Linked DNA regions of Homo sapiens: region 2 is linked to region 1. Evidence: read pairs that join two places in POLR2A ChIA-PET (ENCODE). Cell type or tissue: Caco-2. All regions are shown on one strand. Links, peaks and the distances in the headings refer to the core of each region. The heading gives the core; the rest is flanking DNA.

Region 1 (5,466 bases), core at 326-5,325:
AAGGAAGTGAGAGATAGTTTTGTTTTGCTAAACTTATTCCTCTGAGAGCTATGCCATAATGGTGGCAAATAGTGAATCAATAAGGATAGTTGCAAGGAAAAAACATATAGTAATTTTTGTTAAACTTAGGACTAAAAGACTCAACGAATGTATGTGAGTAACCAATTTCTTTTATGCCTCTCTAAGTCAAATATGTTCTTTTGGATGGACAGAAAAAACACATTTACTATCAAGACCATGTTTCCCAAGGGTTGCCACTATCAATGCAGAGGTACAGTCAAAGCCTCACACCAGGAAGCTAATGGGTCCAGCAAGCCCCAAGCATCTCCAGTGGAAGGCACGTCTCCAAATGTTGCATATCTATGCTCACCATTCATGAGCTGTCAGAAGACACATCTCACGTCTGTCCTGTTTCTTGCTATAGCTAGCACCAAATATTTGCTCAGAAATCTTGGTTAAGTGCATGAGCAATGCGGTGGGATCAGCATCCTTTACCTTCTAAAGAACAGAGTTTCTTTCTCTACCAGTTCCTGACTATGGTGGAGGCTGCTTGGTCACGTGCTCTTCCTAAGCACACTGGAAGCTCACACACTTCCCAGTCCCTTTGTGGACAGGTGGAACAATGTGACCAGATCCAGCCCATAAAAAGAGGCTGAAAGTGATGTGTGCTACTTCCTGGATCAGGCATTTGAGTGGGTGAAACACTTCCAAGCTCTCAGCGTTGACCTTGAGATTCATGTGTTGAGATGACAGCATCACCAGATGGAGCAACCCAGACTCCCGAGTCAACAGGTCTAGGACACCTCACAGACATTCACAGGGAATGTGTGTAAGAATCAAATCTCTATGGTGTTAAGCCAGAGATTTCAGGATTTGCCTTGTTGCACCCCCTACCATGACTTATATAGCAATAAATTCCATTTCTTTTACATAAACAAAGTGAGAATATGGATTAGACATGAACTCAGTAAAAGCACTGTTCATAAAATATTTCATGGAGACCATGAGAGAACAGCTGTATCGCAGTGAAGTCCATTAAGTCACTTTCTCTCCTTTCTGAAAACATACAGGATAAACTTCTCAACCTGCAGTCCTTAGAAAAGGTTGAGTATCTCTTGAGTATTCGAATATAAAATGTACTCAGAATGCGATCTTATTGATTGATAGGGATGGGGAGGAGGAAGGGTTAGAACCAAGTTTTTAGAATGAACACTGAACAAATGATTCAGGAACCATACTTCTAACACTGGTAGAGGCAGATAGTGTAACTCAGCTTTGAGTTAATAATTAATGCTGTTGGTTTTAATTTACTTTTCTTCTAGGTTTCAGGACTATTAATTTTTCCATTGATTTATAACAGGGTAGCTCAAAGAATAAGTTAATGGTGATAATTATGGCTGCAGGATGTTCAGTAAGATAGTTTGTGGCGCAGGCTTTCATAAGCAAGGACGGCAACATTGAAATAGATCCTGTGCAGTGGGTGTGACTTGGCAGTTAGCTTAAAATGACTGTGCTTGTGGATTCAGGGTCCCAGATGATGTTTAATCACGGGTGCTTCCTCCTTCTGAAGTTCACACATCACTTTGATTCACATTTTTGATGGAAAATATTCCTTCCCTAAAACTCCCTCAGTTGGTGATGAATACCTGATGCAGAAATATTAACATTTGAAAATCCCAGCTCAACCTCAACCTCACCTCAGCTTTACCTTTGCTTTCCATACCTGTGTAGATTCAATGACTTAAAATATCTCGTGTACAAGCATTGAAAGGTAGTGCTATAATATTTCTAGATTTCATATCTGTAGTCATATCTGTAAATGATTTACAACAGATGCACATAGACACATGTGAAAAAAATTCTTTATTAATTTCTCACATTTCATTACAAAATGTATGTTGCAAACAACTTGAATAACCTACTTGTGGTTTTTTTTGTTTTTGTTTTGTTTTTAAACCCTTGGCTTCAAGGACTCAGGGTCTCCCTATCTCTTATGAAGTATTGGGAAACACTGATTACTGGAGTCAATAGGTTATCATTTTGCTATTTATTTTCTTCTCTCAAGCTCTGAAAAAAATGTCCTCTGTATAAATTAAACAACAACAAAAAATGTTGTAAATTCTATGTCATTACAGTCAACAGAATTATAATAATGCATCCAAAATGTGCGGCCACAAAATATCAGGTATATGTTTGAAAAAGAAAAAAATGACATTCTAGCCTTGTTAAAAGGATAATGGTCCCATATTTTTATTAACAGGTTAGCAAAACAAAATCCAATGGATTACAATATTTACATGTTATTTGAAAAATAAAGTAGTGATAAAAGCATGTCACAATTATTTTCTTTTTTTTTTTCCTTTTTCTTTCTTTTTTTGTTTGTTTTTTGGTAACCATTACAAACACCCAATCCAGGTATGGAACTGTTTAATACATTTGAAATGAGGCCAATTAAAAACAAATATAGACACAAAATGAATCTTTGTCTGGATAGTTCACACTTTCCCCATTTTCTGGTTTCCACATGATGGCCCCCATCCCTTAAAAAAATTAAATTAAAACAAACATCCTACAAATAAAAATTCTTAACAGTAAGAAAATAAAAGAAGAACATGCTTTTCAAGTAAGCACTTATTCCACAAATGCAACATCTTTCCATGGATTTTATTTGAAGCTGTGTGGGACACTGTCATCTCAGCAATTCCCCTTCCCTTTCTTCCCTCCCACCCTCCCACAACCCTTCCAAGTAAAAAAAAAAAAAAAAAAACATGAAAACCAAAGGATTCACACGTGCACACATGCACACACACACTCATACACGCACACACACATCCAAGCACACACACACACGGGCTTCTAAAACCTAGGCTTCAAGAAAAGTTCTTTTCTATTTTTTGGAACGAAACCCTTTGTTCACAATCAGAACATATTATAAATGTAGGCTTAGATTTAGTCTAAGCTGCTCCCTCCTGAAAAAGCTGATATGGGGGACAGAGCAGCTGGCAGCTAGATTTAAAAAAAAAAAAAAAAAAAAAAAAAGAAAGAAAGAAAGTAGTTCTCCAGGCTCCTTGTAGGATATGTTATTTCTTGTCCACTCTCACGAAAGGGATGGGATTCTAGTACATCCCCTCGTCCCCTAAATAAATGAAAACCCCCAACAAAACACAATGCCAGCAGAAACAAAACACAGATTTTAAAATCACACACAAAAGCCAGCCAATCCTAACAGAAATTATTTATGAGACGGATAATGCGTGAATTTGACAGGCAACAAAAGGGTGAGGAGGACCTCCTCGTCTGGCCCACAAGCTGCATAGCTGTGCCGAAAGTTTGGTTCTTTAGTTAAATTAAAAAAAAAAAAAAAAAAAAAAAAGAAAGTTAACTTCTTTGTTATTTCCATGTTTAAAATAAAAACATTCCTATTCACAAAAAACTAAATCTCCCTTGCCCCGAAATTAAAACAACAATAACAACACACACACGAAAAACAATTCATATGAAAAACTGAATTGTGCTGTGTTTGTAACACTCAAATTGATAGAAAATAAACATGTGGCAAACAAAACTCCACAATCACCTTAAAATTAGCTCACATGAATCTACCAAATTCTAAATTATAGTTGAACACTAATAAACAGCTTACCTGGAATAAAGGATGACAATTCACAAACAGTTATCTAATAATTAAAGTCTGTTTCTTTTTTTTGTTTTGTTTTTTACTAAAATAATTAAAAAAATCACAGTATTTTAAGAAATAAAACCCACATGGGGATTTTAAGCACAATTTGTGTTCCTTTCTTTAAAACTCTTTTTTTTTCTCCATTCACCATCTTGCCCAGCAGTTCTCTCTACATTTAACCACAACGACGACAGGTAGTACTGACAAATGCAGAGAGTTCCCTTGGTTAAGTTTGAGGTACTAGGAAACAGGTGACTGTTTTATGCAAAGCAGTTTTTTTTTTTTTGTTTTCTGTTTTTTGTTTTTTGTTTTTTTTTCCCAAAGCGGCTGCAGTTAGGTCTTGAAAAAGCTTAAGGTATTAAAACTAGAAAAACGCACCAAAAGTTGTGCGTCAAAAAGTTGCTCCCCAATGAGAAGTCTTCTACCGTCATGGAGCTTCTGTTTCCACATACTGTCCAAGACCACCACAGGGTGCACCGTACCATTGGGAGGTGCTTCCATATTCCGCAACAAATGAAACTTCCATGATGAAGATCCGGAAGAAAAGATGTAGTGATGGAAAAGGAGCCACATATTCCAACCATTTAAATAACTTTAATTTACATACTCACTCACACAGGTACCAGTGCTTTGAAAATAGATTGTTCAGTCCTAAAAAGCAGCTTTGTTCTGTCTTCTCTTTTCTGTCCCTCCCTTCTCAGCCCAAGCCAGCCCTCCCACTTTTTCATCACTGTTCAAGTAAGGTTTGATTAAGAATTTCACCAAACGCTCATTCTTTTTTGGCCTCTGCATTCTCCAGGAGAGATTTGTCGGCAGTTACTACACAGATGGCTACTGTTTCATTCTTTAGGGAAAAGTCTATCCCAATGGCCTCGTCATCTTCCTTTTCCTCTATGGAGGGCATTTTAACACTGTTCTCCATGATCTCTTTTGGGTGGATTTCTTCTCTGCTCACCTGCTTGGTGTCATTCAATGCCCTGGAAAAACATTTATCGAAGAGACAGATGAGTATAGTATATATATTTCTCTTTTTAAACAAAAAAATAATAAAAACCCTCGAGTGTCTTTATTTTCCTGATCCTCAAAAAGCCTTGGGGTTTCCTTTGAACAAATGCCATGGGTGTATGACAAAATACCAAGTGATGCATCCCTGCTATGTTTTGCTTAAGTCATATATTTCTGTATCTTAAAGATTTGAACTTACAGAAGTATCCATTATTATACTATATATTGATTATCCCATGTTTTCTTTCTAGATAAGCATAATCATTTTATGTCACTTTCTCTACTGGGTCATAAGTGGTAACAGCAAGAATTGTCTTATGCTCAGAGTCATCGGCTGAACCCAGAAGCTTGGAGATTGGTTATATTTATGAAGTCTAAAAGAGTAACTCAGGTACTAAAGATTTATTTGTCAGGTCCCGAAACAAATCACGAAAACAAACTAAAAACAAAAACCTGAAGATGGAACCCATGTCTCGGGAAGCTTGGTTATATTCTCTGAGGTCTAGACCCTTGAGGCTTCAGGGACCAAGCTTCAGGCTTCCTATCACCACACAAGCCATGTTTCCTCCTGAAAAGACCACATCCTAGGTTCTCTCTGCATCTGGTGGACTAACGTGCCTTGTTGAGGGGCTGATTTTATGTTCAGGGATCTCATAAGTATTTTACAAGTATGCTCTCACCTACCTGGGAGGCAGGCAGAAGCTGGCTCTGTCCCCGAGGCAGTACATGGGAATGTTCAGGGCCACTCAGGGAATGATCAGTCAGAGAGGCAGGAACAGAAG
Region 2 (5,466 bases), core at 243-5,242, 120 kb after region 1:
AAATGTCAGAGCCTTCCCTCCCTCCCTTCATTCGGACAGAAACAGGGATCTCTTATCATCCTTAATCAGGGCAATGTGATATAACGAAAGCTGTGCCCTATCAAGATTATTTTGCTAGCATCATGAGGGACTCCTAGAGGTGAAGAGGATGGTGGGAAACAGGCTGCTAAGCAGCTGCTGAGATGGTCCAGGGAAGAGATAAAGGAAGCCTGGGCCAGACGACGCACTGGGGATGAAGAGGAGGGGTCAAGCCTACATGATATTTAGAAGGGAGCACGGGCAGAAGCTAATGCTTGGTGCACTCTGTCTAATAACCAGGTCACCACTTTCTGACCCATCCAGAGTTAACTAATGAGCTGTGGTCTAAGCTCAATTTTTTCTAACATATGTCAAGAACAGTCTACTCTTTGGTAATAAATGGAAAATGATACTTTTAACTGAATTTTAAAAGAACAGTGCCAATAAAGGTATGGAATATTATCCAAGAAGCAACAGACCTTAGGTTGGAATAGTTTAAACAAAGGGTACTCAGAAGCAGTGCATCAACCTATGCTAATGGTATTCCCATAAATTTCCTATTTAACTAGAGAGCAAGGAAATTACCTAGACCAGCAGCGTCAGATTAAAAAATCATGCCAGCCATGTATGTAATTTTAAATTTTCTAGCAGCTAGAAACAAGTGTAGTTAACTTCAATAACACAGTCCACATAGCCTAATATATCCAAAAATATTATCTTAATATTTTTATATTTATCAATAGAAAACTTACAATATTTATCAATATAAAACTTACTAATGAGATATTTCATCCTTTTTTTCTAATAAGCTTCAAAATTCAGTTTATTTTAGACTTACAGCACCATATCCATTTGGATCAGGCACTGTTTCAAGGGCTGTTTCACTGTTTCAAGTGCTCAACAGCCACCTGTGGCTCAGGGCTACCACACTGGACAGCACAGACCTAGAAAACCTTGAAGGATTCCTTTGAACAAAGTACTTATTTAAGAGTTTTCATTGGTACTCACCTTGAGGTAGTTACCTAATGCAGCTGAACATCTGGAGTGAGAGATTTAAAAAGCTAATCTAATCACATCTGTTGTCATGCTTACAACCCTGTAATACCTTTACATTTTCCTTAAGATAAAGACTAAAGAGTTAGAGATCCCTCCCGCATAAAAATGAAAAGTCTGTTATATCGTGTTATGGAAGACTGAACTAATATCTTTATATCTTCTCTCTGTAATAGAGATACAAAGTTCTTTCTTAAAGCAGCATGTCTCTACTACCTACACTGTCAAACTGATCATTTACAGAATGCACCAACCCCAGAGCTGAGCCAGCTCAAAAAAACCTTCAGCCAACAAGGGTTGTTTTGAACCTCGGCCTAGCAGCACCCAGTATGGCAGTGAGGAGCATGGGCTTGCAGCCCACCTACCGGTTTAAATCCAGTCTTTATCAATTAACAATGGTCAGATCTTGCTTGGCAAGTTGTATAACCTCTCTCTGCTTCCATTTCCTCACTGTAGAAAGTGTAAAGATGGTACTATTTCATAGGATTATAACAAGGATTAAATGAGGAAATACTAAAAGTCAGTTTGCACATAGTCTGTTGCCAGTAATTCCTAGCCATATATTTTCATGGACTTCTCTAGTCCTCCAGAAATGTCAGGATCACATTTCTCAATAATCTCAAAGAGGTTTGTAGGCAGCACTTCACAATGCATAGAGCGCAACTGACCTGCGTTCACATCCCAGTTTTTTGACACCTACCACGTAGTACAAGTGTGCAAGTTACTTAACCTGTCTAAAGCCTCTGTTTTCTCATATGCTAAATAGAAATAACAATAAAATTACATCCACTGCACAACAATATAGTGAGGATTAAATGAGACAACAGAAATAGCAGGGAATCTGACTCTTAGAAAATATAGTTCCTGCCGTCTCCTGAGTACTGTTAGCATTACCCCTTTCCCTCTCCATCAGAGCCTGTTGCTTTCGACATATTAGTTTGGGGATGAGTTAGGAGATATCGCTTCGAGTGCGGTTAAGACAAATGGAAACAATTATGATAGTACTGTTTACAAGTTCCATGGGCATTTGTTATATTACCAAATATTTACCATGTCCTTTATCATCACTAAAATCCATCCTGCAAAAGCCATAGCAAGCCATCTCAGCAACTGACTCCAAGGACTACTCTATGAAAAGGATGGTGATTTCCTTCCATGATGATACATTCTCACAAGGTTAGAGGATGTCCCCTGAATATCCCCAACTTCCTTTAAAAGACTACAAAGCATTTGTCATTTGTGGGTGAGTCATCCATGGTGTACTGGAAAGGGCTGGTCAGAAGACAAGGTTTGGGTCTCTGTCCTGGCAATCAACCAGCTATGATTTTGGGGAAGTTGCTTGACCTCTGTGGGTCTCAGAGAGCACATCTGCTTCTTGGCATCGTGTTGTGAAGAACACATTTATATAATGTATACTGAAAGCCATGGTCTGATTTCTAAAGAGCTCTGCAAATCAATGTAAGGCAAGGATTTGTCTAAAGTTGACGTCCACACTTTTATGTTTTGGTAGTATATTTCAGGAATTTGCTCTGAGATATAGAAGGGGGCTCTTGTTTTATGTCACCTGTGTCATCTTCCCCCTAGTTCCAAAGTCAGTAACTGGAGATCCAGACCTCTGACTGTGAGAGCAGGAATGGGATGAGGCAAAGGCGAGAAGCCTGGGGCCAGGGTGACTCACAGCTGTGGAATCCATTAAGGGTGAAAGGCTCTCTGCATTCCTCCTCCATGTCAAGTCTCTGGGTTAGCAAGGTACAGATGACGGAGGAAACAGGCCTATTTCTTTGCAGACTAAATATTATTCATCTATGCATAACATGTGTGTGTGTGTGTGTGTGTGCGTGTGTGTGTGCATGTGTGTGTGTGTGAGTATATGCCTCCAAATATGAAGGCGAAGATCTAAGCAAATTATTCTTCTGTTAAACTATATAAAACCAGAAACTGACTTGATGCAGTTGTCTTCTTTTCCACTGCCTTGGAGTTTGGCAAATTGAACCCCACAAATCCTTAGATACGGTAAAAATTTTCAATAAAAAATGTTAAGTGAGAAGAACTCTTAGATGAGCCATGGAAATTCTCCAACACTGTGAGACCCTGAGATTGTGGTGTTATTGAGTGGGGCATGGGGATGTGCAGGTTGTGTGACAAGTTTGATGATGCCTAAAAATATTTTTAATGGTAAAAACCTAAAGCAAATAAAGCCTGCATGATATGCTTACGTATATAGCTACCTAATCTTCTGAGTTGCACTTTCGTTAAATGGATGCCAGGATTATTATAGAACAAAAGGAAAGGACCTCAGAGGGAACATTCCAAATACCTTGTACTTGGATTTTCTCACAGCTGTAGTTATTAAAACTCTATTAAACCAGCTGCTAATAATTTTCAAATGGTCCATTAGTTCTACCAATGACCTTGGGCCACCACCAATTTTAGACCTAGTCTTCATGTCTTAATCAACAGCCTCAAATGGAATCCCCTGCTCTTTCAATAGAGAAATACATTTAAAAGAAAGATTGTTGATTGCATAGGTTATTTGTCATTAGGGAATTTGTATAATATGGAATTTAACCTAAGAACCCCAATCCTCCTGAAAGGAAAATGGTTCTTCTGAGATTTCTCTCTCTAAAGCAAGGTGAAAGCTAAACATTATTATTATTATTTTCCTTGTTTAACAGAATAGAATGCATGGATGGGTCTCTCAGGACTCTTGGGAAAAAACTCTCTTGAATATGCTTGATCAACAATGGGAACCCATCCAGAGGGGGGAACAAAAAGCCAGGAAAACATACTCTAAGCTACTTCAGATAAATATCAAGAAACGTCACCTTTTCTATAATCAAGGGTGTGGAGAGGGGAAGAACTTGCAAAAGTGATTTCACGTTCAGATGTGATTTATTAATGGTACTAATGATAATTCAAAGAGAAATCAACACCATGAAAACAAGAATGCCAAGACTAAAAGGAATGTCCTTTTCTTAGGCTTGGAACCAAAAATATTTTTCTCTCTCGTGACCATCTTAACTTCAAAAGCAGAAGCAAGGAATGTCAATCCGTATGGAGCTCCTCTGGCCACTTACTATGTTTCCATTCTTTCCACAGAGAAGGGGAGAGGCAGCCTATTGTATGTCTCCGCCAACAAGATGAGAAAAAAAAATCACTTGTTTTTAAACTTTCAGAGGACACAGATAACTCAGGGGGAAAACAAAGAAAACGCAGACATGAATAAAAATTATTTTGGAATTAAATATTAGATTTTAAAAATCAAGAAAGTCTAAGAATTCAAGACATGTTCAGAATTCCTAATGGCAAAAAGCATGAGCTTCAAGGTTTGTGTACCAGGGAAATGCATTTTTCTTTTTTGTCTCTTGTTGTTATTTATTCAGTACTTTTGTTCCAGGAAGAACTCTTCTTCATTACTGTAAATATACCAAACAATCTCCCATTTCCTAGAAATCAATCATCTCCTTTTTCAGCCGGTGTATTTTCTGTTCCACCTCTGACTTTTTTACTAAATTAGCTAAAAATCTCCTTGATTTCCTGTACTAGCCATACGATTTTTCCAAAAAAGAAAAAGACTATCTTATTCTTTACTCAACCAGAAAGGTACAAAGAAAACCATCAGATTTTAAGGATGCCATTTAGTCTTCAAGAATAAAAGTGAGAAAGTTGCTTGGGTCATCTCTTTGTTCACTATTGCTGGCAAGATTCCAGGCAAGAGTATGTGGTAATCTCATGATAATTGAACAACATAGTCTACTATGCACTCCCTACGATGCAATATTGTTTCATGTCACAGCATGATGCGAGTGACATGAGCCTTAGAGCAGAGGACAAAGGCAGGGAATGACCTCCAAAATTCCATATCAGAGCATATGCCCTCTGACCCTAGGTACATTTGGCTAACCTGAGACATTTACCCATATTACGAAGGTAAGCCTAAGTGCATCATCATTGTTGAGTGGGGACAAGCTTCAAATGTTTCTCACTACAAATGGAGTTGAGCCTAACTACATCATCCAAGTGTAAAACCATGTTTGTGGACACAGAGAAAGAACTGCAGGTGTGTGGATATGATATTTGATTAAGTGGCTTCAAGTGCTAGATTTTTGTATGCCCAAAAAGGACTCCAGAAGGAAATGAAGGAATTCTCCCGACAATGTTTAATTAACTCCAAACCAAGAGACCAGAAGATCACCAGTGTTCCCGGAAGGGGCACTGCATGTGTTGCCGGGTTGACTGAAATTCTTGAGGTCCACACACACAAATGATTGTGGAACATAGGCTGACAACAGAATTGAAGAGTGAGGCCATACACAGCTCAGTCAAGGCCACGAAATTCTCACATATAGTTTTTATTGCCAAAAGAGCTAAATGCCACCACTAGATTTTACAAAC

Evidence for each region. Peaks named below come from ENCODE experiments on the same cell type or tissue, not always from the same donor. Only the 100,000 strongest peaks of a DNase experiment are listed, where the experiment ranks them.
Region 2: POLR2A ChIA-PET joins it to region 1 with 6 read pairs; 2 of 35 experiments call an interaction of 5 or more read pairs at or near these places.

What each region holds. Positions count from the first base shown.
Region 1 is chr9:107,010,013-107,015,478 of GRCh38, reverse strand. ZNF462 (zinc finger protein 462) reads right to left here. Exons shown (of 13, transcript NM_021224.6): 13 at 1,845-4,656. The coding sequence ends at 4,449. All of the region lies in intron 4 of LOC340512 (a long non-coding RNA gene), which reads left to right. Among named protein-coding and RNA genes, the nearest start is that of ZNF462, 150 kb to the right of the region's middle. In Caco-2, for the core only: no CTCF peak of the experiment used is centred there; no DNase peak of the experiment used is centred there.
Region 2 is chr9:106,890,147-106,895,612 of GRCh38, reverse strand. All of the region lies in intron 1 of ZNF462 (zinc finger protein 462), which reads right to left. Among named protein-coding and RNA genes, the nearest start is that of ZNF462, 30 kb to the right of the region's middle. RefSeq lists an enhancer at 2,588-3,087. In Caco-2, for the core only: no CTCF peak of the experiment used is centred there; a DNase peak (open chromatin) is centred at 2,742.